2 separate regions of the Homo sapiens genome follow, and region 1 is linked to region 2. The links are chromatin contacts, found by Hi-C or POLR2A ChIA-PET in ENCODE. All regions are on one chromosome and are shown on one strand. Each heading gives the region's core, a stretch centred on a gene start or an enhancer-like site at or near the end of the contact. The rest is flanking DNA. Distances are from core to core; before and after follow the strand shown.

Region 1 (5,507 bases), core at 2,708-5,207, 210 kb before region 2:
GGGGTGCCTCTGCCCGGCCGCCCCTACTGGGAGGTGAGGAGCCCCTCTGCCCGGCCAGCCGCCCCGTCCGGGAGGGAGGTGGGGGGGTCAGCCCCCTGCCCGGCCAGCCGCCCCGTCCGGGAGGTGAGGGGCGCCTCTGCCCGGCCACCCCTACTGGGAAGTGAGGAGCTCCTCTGCCCGGCCACCACCCCGTCTGGGAGGTGTGCCCGGCAGCTCAATGAGAACGGGCCATGATGACAATGGCGGTTTTGTGGAGTAGAAAGTGGGGAGAGGTGGGGAAAAGAGTGAGAAATCGGATGGTTGCCGTGTTTGTGTAGTAGGAGGTAGACATGGGAGACTTTTCATTTTGTTCTGTACTAAGAAAAATTCTTCTGCCTTGGGATCCTGTTGATCTGTGACCTTACCCCCAACCCTGTGCTCTCTGAAACATGTGCTGTGTCCACTCAGGGTTAAATGGATTAAGGGCGGTGCAAGATGTGCTTTGTTAAACAGATGCTTGAAGGCAGCATGCTCGTTGAGAGTCATCACCACTCCCTAATCTCAAGTACCCAGGGACACAAACACTGCGGAAGGCCGCAGGGTCCTCTGCCTAGGAAAACCAGAGACCTTTGTTCACTTGTTTATCTGCTGACCTTCCCTCCACTATTGTCCTGTGACCCTGCCAAATCCCCCTCTGTGAGAAACACCCAAGAATGATCAATAAAAAATAAATTAATTTAAAAAAAAAAAAAGATGAATGATGGTAATCCTTGCCTTGCCCTATAGGTAAGATAACGTCTGGCTTGGGGGCGGGGTGTTGTGATTATGCCTCTGCAATCTGTCATCAGATGCACTCTCACACCCAAACTTTGATGTGATTTTGAACGCCCTGAATCTTCACCACCTGTATATAAACTGTGAATGGGAATACTGCATTGCAGAAGCAACTCTGACAGCGCTGTTCCCAGCCTATAGGCCTCTGTCTATAGCCCTCAGCAAGATTTCTGAATAGAACTAACTTTAATTCATTAAGGTGGCCAGGCAAGGTGTCTCATGCCTGTAATCCCAGCACTTTGGGAGGCCGAGGCGGGCAGATCACTTGAGGTCAGGAGTTTGAGACCAGTCTGGCCAATATGGCAAAACCTCGTTTCTCCAACAAAAAAAAAAAAGATACAAAAATTAGCTGGGCATGGTGGTGCACGCCTGTAGACCCAGCTACTCAGGAGGCTGGGCAGGAGAATCACTTGAACCCGGGAGGTGGAGGCTGCGGTGCGTCGAGATGGCACCACTACACTCCAGCCTGGGCAACGGAGCAAGACTCCATCTCAAGAAAAAAAAAAATTAAGAGGCTCAATTCTTTTTTCTTTAGTCAACATAGGCAAAGGAACACTTTGATGAGACGGGAGATACAGTGGGAGCCATCAGCCTCACTTTCTTACTCTAGTCACCAAGTGGTGCTCATCCAAAGGGGAGGAAATGGGGGATGCGGCCACTCAGGTTGCACTGCTGAGGAGTGTTGGAGCTGGGATGCTGCCTGACTCAAGAGAGAGATGGAGCCACAGACACATGGAGGCAAACTGAAGAAAGACAGATAAAGGAGGCAGCTTTTCAGGAATGCGACCCCGGGGTTGGGGAAGGTGGAGAAGAAGGGAGGGAAAACTTGAGGCCTTGCACTCAGCTTTGACAACAACCTCATTCAACCACTAGATGTCACCAAACACAAAACCCGTTAGAAACGGAGAAATGAAGCCAAGGAATCTTGATCCCAAAGAATTCCTGGACTCAGCCCTGGAAAAGTCTTAAAGCTAAGGAATGTGGCATGCAGATCACTCTAGGTAAAGCAGGACTGACTTTTATAACTGTCACCAAAGGAGACGCCACATCTCTGGTGTCCTGGCGCCTGCATCTCAAACACACAGCATCTTAGTTAATTCTCAGAACATGCCCGGCAGGGCAGGACCACCACTATCCCCATTTCACAGGTGGGAGCACTGAGGGCCCAAGAGGTTGTTACCTCCTCAAGTCCACACAGCTAGGAAGGGGCTGAACTAGGATTGCAGCCAGGACTCTCTGACTTTCCACCTGGGCTCTTTCATCTATACCATGACATCTATCCCAGGGACATGACCCGCTACCACCATTACAGAAACACCACAGCCACAGGTTCCAAGGCAGACCAGGGCATTTCTTTAGTTCATTAAACTCCATTATTCTAATATAATTACTCCTTGATTTTACAGCAGCAAATTATAATAGCCAGTAGTGGAGAACAGTAACCTGGATTGCCAGAAACAGCAGAAGGTTTTGGTTTGGGTTTGTTTTTTCACTTTTGACGTTTATTGTATAGGTTGCACTTCATTTGGGGGAGTCCGAGGGGGAGTGTTTTGTGTGGTTTTAAATCAACCTATTTAGCTTCTCAATGTCATTGGGCATTGGATAAAGATCTGAGTGTATATGTTGTCTGATACAGAAAGTGAGTGAGAATGTAGGTAGAAAAAAGAAAAACAGCACATGAAGAGATGTAGAAAGCTCAGCTAAGCTCAAACTCTCCCAGTGAAACACCAAAAGTACAGGGACAACAGTAGTTTGGAATGAAGCATTGCTCCTCATACAGCAGAAGAGAAACTGGAACATCCTAACATCAGCACCAAAGCAGTTTTCCATGTCCTCATTCCCTCATTCATGCATTCATTCAAATATTTACCAGGAGCCACAAACGTGACCAAAACATGCCCTTGCCTTTACAACTGCTCCCTGTGGTAGAGGAGACCTCTAAGCGAATAATCAGAATACAACACACTTAGTGTTATATCTGAGATACACACAAGGTGCTACTGGACAGATAAAACAGGGAAGGAAAAAGAAGACGTTAAACATGGGTTTAAAAGATGAATAGAAGTTCAAGTACAGAAGGGCAGCCAGGCAACAGGAATGAGAAGTGCAAGAGCACAGCATGGAGCAAAAGGGCAGGAGAAGGTCACAGGATGGCAAAAGTTTTCATGCATGTGAGGGACTGGGAAACTTGTAGGGTTTGGGAAGGTGGAGCAGGAAGAGGCAGGAAGGGTAGGCAGGGGCTAGATACAGAGCCACAGGCCCCTGAGCACTTGCGATGTGCTGGTCTGAACTGAGATGTGCTGTGGGTGTAAAATACACACCGATTTTGAAGACTCAGTGGGAGCAAATAAAGTAAAATACCTCATTAATATTTTTACATTGTTTGGCTGTTGAAATGATAATATTTGGGTTATACTGAGCTAAATAAAATATATTATTAAAATTAACTTCACTCATTTGTTTTGACTTTGTTAGTGTGGCTGCTAGAAAATTTAAGATGACATATATGGCTTACAATCACCTCCACTGGGCAGTGCTGGGCTCATTCAAGCATGAGAACATCGGATTCCATCATAGGGGTCTTGGGGCTCATCTGGTAGCAACAGGGAGTCACCAGAAATTCCAGAGCAAAGGAGCAATTCAGTCCGCTGAAGGTTTAGGAACACCTTCAGTGGCTTCAGGTTGGTGGGGTAAAGCAGTGGTCGGGGAAGGCACTCTGGGGGACATTAAGCTTCCTAAGTCAGGAATGTTTAGGTCTGAATAAAGCAGAGAAGGAAAATGTGGGAGAGCTATTTAAGAGAAGAGAAAATAATTGACAAATCAAAATCAGATTATTACACTACAAAACCATCACAGGATTCAATTACAGTCCTTTGTGGGGAAATGCCTCCTCCTCCATCCCCCCCACGTCCCCAACTCCCACCAGATCACATAGTGTAACCTTCCTGGCTGATGTAACACACAAAGCTGAAAAGATAGTTTTCAGGACACAGGAAAAGCAAGTGGCAATGCTTAAGAGAAGAACTTACTCCTCTTTCCTTGTTAAGGATCCAGGAGGCAAACCTAACCCCGCTGGGCCCCAGACAGCAATTCCTAACAGTGTGCTCTTTTATACCTTCCTTCAAGGCTGCTGACAGGAAAGGCCGTTGCCAAGGAAACAGGCTGAGCCAGGAAGCTGACTGGAGCAAACACAGACAGTCTCACGGCCGCTCTGTGGACAGAGCGGACCAGTTGGTAAATATTTCACCAGGCACATACCAGAGACGCAAAGCAAACAGTATGTCATCCCAGCGCTGGGCTGGAATCGTTCCACGAGGAAATGTTGAACTCAGAAGCTGTGCAGCTTCGTTCCCATGTTACAAAGGATGACCTCCCAATATGACAGGGCTTACAGTGGGGCATTGGGACACTTTGCTAGAGTGGGATTATAGCACTCTATATGTGCGAGTTCCACATCTGCGGATTCAACCAAATGAAAAATATTCTCCAAAAAATGTACAAATAATACGAATTGTAAAGTACATTAAATAAATAAAATATAAACTAACTACGTAGCATTTACATTGTATTAGGTATTATAAGTAATCTAAAGTACATAGGTTACAGGCAAATATGCTATTTTACATAAAGGACTTGAGCAGGAGCAGTTTTTGGTATCCGCAATGGCCCTGGAACCAATCCCCTTTGACTGTACTGAGCATCTCCCAGCACAGAGGCTATCAGTGCTGGTGGCAAAAGAGATGTCAAGGTACTCTGGAGAAAAGTAGAAAATCAGTGGGCAAGCTACTTCTCCTTCATGGCAGCCTCAATTTTGCTTACCTTTAAAATGGGTATAATCTTTTAAAGATTATGTAATAGGATGAGCATTCAATGGAATAAAATAGTTTAATAAATAAGATAAATGTGTAGTCGCCTCAATAAATGTTAGTTTCACTTTCCGCTCCAGTGTGTAACATCTAGAATTAAAGATATTCTGTGTACAGTTTGAATGCCAACTATTTAGATACAACACTTCTATTAAGTAAGCCTAAGTCTGTCTTAGCTTCCTCAGTATATAACACTGAATACAACCACAGAGGGATTCTTTTTGCTTTGTATCTTTTACGTGAATGGCAGGTAAGTCACATCTCCTGGATTTTTTACTGATGTAATTGATGATCTGGGCTCAAGTCCTGAACATGCAAACCATTCCAGTGAATTCCATTTTATTAGATTGAAGCCATAGCTCTAGCCTAGCAAGATCACTTGAAAGCTGTCCTCTGTCCTCAGGGAGCTTCATGTCTGGGGCAGTGGTTTTTAAAACGTGGTCTCTTGACCTCAGAATTAACTGAGGTGATTGGTTAAAAAGGTGAGTTTTCAGTCTTCATCTTAGACCTATTGAATCAGAACATCTGGAGGCAGGTCCCAGAAACTTGCAATTTTAGCAAACTTTCCAGTTTACACTCATGCACAATAAAGTTTGAAAAATCAATTTTCTTCATTATTTCTGCATTTTAGAAATTGGTCCTTGGACCACCTGCATTTGATGCCTGTTGAAATGCAGGTTTCTGAACATCATCCACATGTAAGGAATCATAGTCTCTGGACTCAAGAACCTGCCTGTGTAACAAACTCTCCAGTTGATTCTTACTCACACTAAAAGCTGAGAACCAATGGCCTAGTGAATCGTAAAGAAATACTCCTCAAACTTGGCA
Region 2 (4,782 bases), core at 979-3,478:
CTGCTAAAAGCAGCTAATTTTCCCATAAGCAAGTCTGGCAAGAAAAGGAACAAAGGTTTGGTCCAGGACACATTTTACTATTTATTCTTCTAACATACAGGAAATGAGGCCTCCTGGAACCTCGCTGCTGCCCGCCTCCTGGCCACCTCTGCCCTGTTTTGTGTTCCCAACCTGGCACAAAACCTGCTTATGGATTGAGCGTTCCAATTCTTGGACTCTCAGCCCCTCTTGACAGCACCAGGCAGTCACTGACTGTGACCCAGGGACGGAGCAACAGCCATTCCACAAACAGTCCTCATGCCCCACCATGTGCCCTAGGCTGGGGACACGACGGGGAGCGAGGAAGACACAACCCCTGCCCATGTGGAGCCAACATGATGGAAAGGACGAAAAGGCCACATCATCTCATTCGGTCCTCACTACAACCCTGTGAGTTGAGAATTGTTATTAGCCTCAGTTTATAAATGAGAAAACTGAGGCACAGGGAGGAAGTGACTTGACCAAGCTCCTACAGGTGGGAAGTGGTGGAGCCGGGATTTGAATGTGGGTTTTTCTGGCTCCCACGATGAGTCTGCCTCCTCTTCCATGGGATTTACCACTCTGCTTCATTTTTTGGTTTGTTTGTTTGTTTGTTTGTTTGTTTGTTTGAGACAGAGTCTCACTTACTCTGTCACCCAGGCTGGAGTGCAGTAGCACAGTCTCAGCTCACTTCAACCTCCACCTCCCAGGTTCAAGTGATTCTCTTGCCTCAGCCTCCTGAGTAGCTGGGACTACAGGCATGCACCATCACACCCGGCCAATTTTTGTATTTTTAGTAGAGAGAGGGTTTTGCCATGTTGGCCAAGCTGGTCTGGAACTCTTGACCTCAAGTCATCCTACTGCCTTGGCCTCCCAAAGTGCTGGGATTACAGGCCTGGACCACTGTGCCTGGCCCACCACCCTGTTTTATAATTACCTCCTTTCTTAGCTCTCTTTCCTGATTGACTCTAGACTTCAGGATAGCATCTCAGGCATCTTCACATAACTGACACTGCACTTGATGAGTATTTGTTGAATAGGTGAGTGGATGAATAATCAATCCAAAGGGTGGTACAAGTCATGGAAGGTTAGGAGGCAGAGGAGTAATACAAAGTGGCATGAAGAAGCCCAAGACTCAGCCCCTACCCTCAAGCAGCTTTCAACCCAGGTGGGACGGCATGACATGGACACGTGGAAGTTCTCTAGCACTGACAGGCCACCCTCCATGAGGTGTTCCATGCTCATAGACAGTGGGTACGACAGGAGGTCAGATGAGCCCACTCTTTTCTGGGAAGGGGGAGATCAGGAAAGGCTGCCTGGAGGAGGCGAGGCTGACACTGGGCACTGAAGGATGAAAAGAGTCAAGTACATGGAGAAGAGGAGGGAACAAAGGCTGACTACCGAAATTATGCTCTTTCTACCACATCCTACCAAGAGGTGAGTATAGAAGGAAGGGAAGGAGGGAGGGAGAAAGGAAGAAAAGCCTTCACTATGGTAACACATGGAGGATTCAGTTCTGTAGACTCCGACACCCTGGCCTCCCTCTTGCTCAGCAGAGAACCAGGCATGGCGCCACCCTCGCTCTCCAGTATGTGTGCATATCTGCTGGTATCAGCAGGCAGTGGGGCTGTCCCAGTCTCTTCCCAGCCTCCACGCCTGCATAGCCCTGCATGGGCAGGACCGTAGGCACCCTTCTCCCCACGACAACTCCAAGGCTGGCCCTCCCTGTTCTTCCCATGTGTGGGGAGACAGTGAGGGAGGTGAGAAGAGCATCCACTCTGCAGTGAATGGGCCTGGGGTCAAACTGCATCCTAGCTGGGTAACCCTGGGCAGGTCACTTAACCTCTCTGACCCTCAGCTTCTACATCAGAAAACTGGGGATGACCCTCATGGAGATATTTATTACAGGCTAAGAGATGACGACATGTGTAAGCAGTTAGCGGAGTGCCTGTGGCTAGCAGAATCTCAGTAAGTGGAAGGCATTGCTATGAGTAGAATTGCTGTTATTCATATCGAATTAGGTGGTAAAATTAAACCTTTATTGCTCCTTGCGTGACCACTTCAGAAACTCTCTCAGAGTTTCTGGCTAGAGGAGAAAGAGGGGGTACTCTGGGCCTTTCTGGAACACCTGGTATCCTTGCCAGGGCAGCTGGTCCCCAAGGGGCAGGACTGTTTGCTTTCCACTTGCTTGCCGCAGACCAGCCTCCATTGGCGACTGGCTTGGGCCGCCAGGCTGGGTGGGGCAGGTGCGTAAACTCTGTGATGCATTCTTGGGCTCCCCAAGGTAAAAATAGTTTTGCTTTGTTCGGCCGGGTGGTTTACACACTCGTTGGCCTGGCAACCTGCCCACTGGAAAGGCAAAGGCCAGACTATTTCTGGCTGCAAAAACAAGCCCCCGCCAGGCCCCAGCGTCAAGCCTCCAGATAGCAGTATTAATATTCTGCTATCTCATTCTTTCAGGCCACAAAAAAACAGAGAAGAAAAAAAGCCTTGTGCCTGCATGACTTCTCCTTCTATTACCCACAATCACAGCTGCCACAGCTACTGCAGACAATGCCCAGGACTCTCAAATGTCACATTCCCCCAAACAAAACAAAACAAAACATAATAAAGGCTATAGTAGTCATATTATTAACAATAACATCAACAAAGTACTTACCATACACAAAGCACTATGATAGGCATGTTGCTTCCATGTTATCCTTCCTTCACAGCAGCCCTAAGAGGTACTATTACAAGGCCCATTTTCTAGAAAAGGAAACTATGGTTCAGAGAGGTAAAGTCACCTGCCCAGAGTCACACAGTGAAAAATCAGCAAGGGTGAAATTCTAGCCCAGGTCTGCCTGACTCCGAAATCCATGCTGTTTCTTGGCGCCACTTCTCCTTACACCTTACTAAAGAAAACATGGATGTTTCATTGTCTTTCTTTGTGGTTGCTTTTTTTTTAAAAGTAACAAACCCCACTGGGGCATTTTCAGTGGTTTTCTGGTGTCATTTCTCCCACCTTAATTGCCTCCTCTCTTCTTTTCTCGACAAAATCTCCAAGCTTTACTTGTCTCCTGTCTTCCCTTTGGCCCATCAGATTCCCAGGCCTTTGTTCCCTCCGCCTCTCCATCCACATAACTTTTCCCATCCTTCAATGCCCCACTCCAGCCTCACCTCCTCCAGGCAGCCTTCCCTGATCTCCCCCTGCCCAGAGCAGAGTGAGCTCCCTTCTTTCTGACCTCTGGTCATGCACACTGTCTGTGAACATGGGACACCTCAGCAGAGGGGGCCTTTCAGAGTTAGAGAATTCCCAAGTCCATATCATGTCTTTCCAGCTGGGTTGGAAGAATCTGCTGGAGGCCGGGGGCTGCCCGTGCTTCTGTGTGTCTGCTCACATCAGTCCCCTGACCCAAACCCTCAATGGGCATGGGATCCAGTATTCATCCATCTACCATGCATCATCCGTCTGTCCATCCATCCATATATGTATTCATTCATTCAATGGGTATTTATTGTGTGCAGTGTAAGAGATATGGAGATTCATCAGATACCTGCAGTCAGAAGAGAGAGAGATAGAGAAGGAGGCAATTAGAACACAGTCAATAAATGCTATGGAAAGTGGCATGGGTTCATGGGAATCTTTCCAGGGAAGCAGACATCTGAGTTGGATCTTAAAGGGAGAATGGAGTTCATTAGGTGAAACTAGGAAACCATTCTTCAGACAGGCTCCTAACACATGTCCTCTAGGGTTTGACCTAACGTTCTTCCCATCTCATCCCCATCAGCCACTGTACCACTCGGGTCCCAACAGGGAAGCTAGTCTGCTCCAGTCAGATCCCAGGAGGCGTGTTAGTTTCCACAGGGACTACACAATTCCTAACAGGCAGGGTTGGGGACCACACAGGAGAGTGTGGTTACCTGGCTAGTTGTAATGCAGCCATTACCACTTGAAAAGGTGAGAGGAAGGAATTTATAGAAATCCATAAAGAGAGCGCTGGTTAGAGACCCCCTTGAGGGCACAGTGACTTTCCATCAAAGGAAAAGAGCAGCCCAAGGCAACCTTGCAGGCCAGGAGCCAAGATCAACACCCTGACCTCACTCGCCTCTCATCCACTTGAGGCAGAAACTTAAAATAAATATGCATTCATTCACTCCAAGAAAAGTAACAGGCAAGTCAAGGGTTAAGAAGAAAAGAACAAGTTTTCCTCTGTCTAGCAATCTCACTTCAAGAACAGTTATAAGATAACACTGTTTGAGAAGCCAAGGCCAAAAGAATGGGCTCCAGACAACCCCCTGCCAGAGCAAGATTGAAGGGAAAAAAAGAGAGAAAGACAAATTCCTTTATTGTTACTGCTCCTTTCCCTGGCTTCTTAAGTACAGCTGTGTTTTACAAATGTCTATATTTAGCCTGTTCTTGTTTTTCTTTCACAAGGCCAACAGCTATGCAGGGCCACAAGTTACGTTATGCTATAGATTATATGACCTATCATATGATTAGCTGCTTTTGTTTTGCTTCTGTAGTCAACTTATAAAAACTGTGCTCAGTCTTTGTTCAATGCTCAGCTTTTTGGATATGAATCCACTGAGCCGGTGAGTACCTAAAATAAACAATCCTCCTGTTCTCCGTATCAGTCTCTCCTGTCCTCAGTTTCCTGCAACACACTCATCTCTCACTGGCACCTCCCATTGGCCAACCCAGACAGAGCAAGGGGACAAGGCCAGGCTGCCAGGACAGTGAGCAGGATGTGAAGGGTAAAGGGTGACTCTGGAAGAATGGAT

What was found. A loop is a pair of places that touch in the nucleus more often than their neighbours do. ChIA-PET counts read pairs that join two places held with the same protein, here RNA polymerase II (POLR2A). Pooled maps may share reads with other maps.
Region 1: a loop to region 2 is called in a map of PC-9, with 13 times the contacts of the local background. The contact joins two enhancer-like sites. A Hi-C loop is called at or near these places in 4 of 168 maps with a recorded cell type or tissue (Caco-2, PC-9, ascending aorta and 1 more) and 10 of 50 pooled maps. POLR2A ChIA-PET finds 5 or more read pairs at or near these places in 2 of 52 experiments (HepG2 and OCI-LY7).

The regions. Positions count from the first base shown.
Region 1 is chr3:8,440,519-8,446,025 of GRCh38, forward strand. All of the region lies in intron 3 of LMCD1-AS1 (LMCD1 antisense RNA 1), which reads right to left. Among named protein-coding and RNA genes, the nearest start is that of LMCD1-AS1, 58 kb to the right of the region's middle. RefSeq lists an enhancer at 269-786. Within about 2 kb of position 3,958, at least 31 of the 41 ENCODE cell types and tissues checked have a DNase peak (open chromatin) inside an H3K27ac peak, as active enhancers do; they include PC-9, ascending aorta and endothelial cell of umbilical vein, where a contact is called at or near this core.
Region 2 is chr3:8,656,248-8,661,029 of GRCh38, forward strand. It overlaps a transcript of SSUH2 not described here. Among named protein-coding and RNA genes, the nearest start is that of SSUH2, 14 kb to the left of the region's middle. RefSeq lists enhancers at 1,956-2,145, 2,296-2,345, 2,376-2,425. Within about 2 kb of position 2,229, at least 19 of the 41 ENCODE cell types and tissues checked have a DNase peak (open chromatin) inside an H3K27ac peak, as active enhancers do; they include PC-9, ascending aorta and endothelial cell of umbilical vein, where a contact is called at or near this core.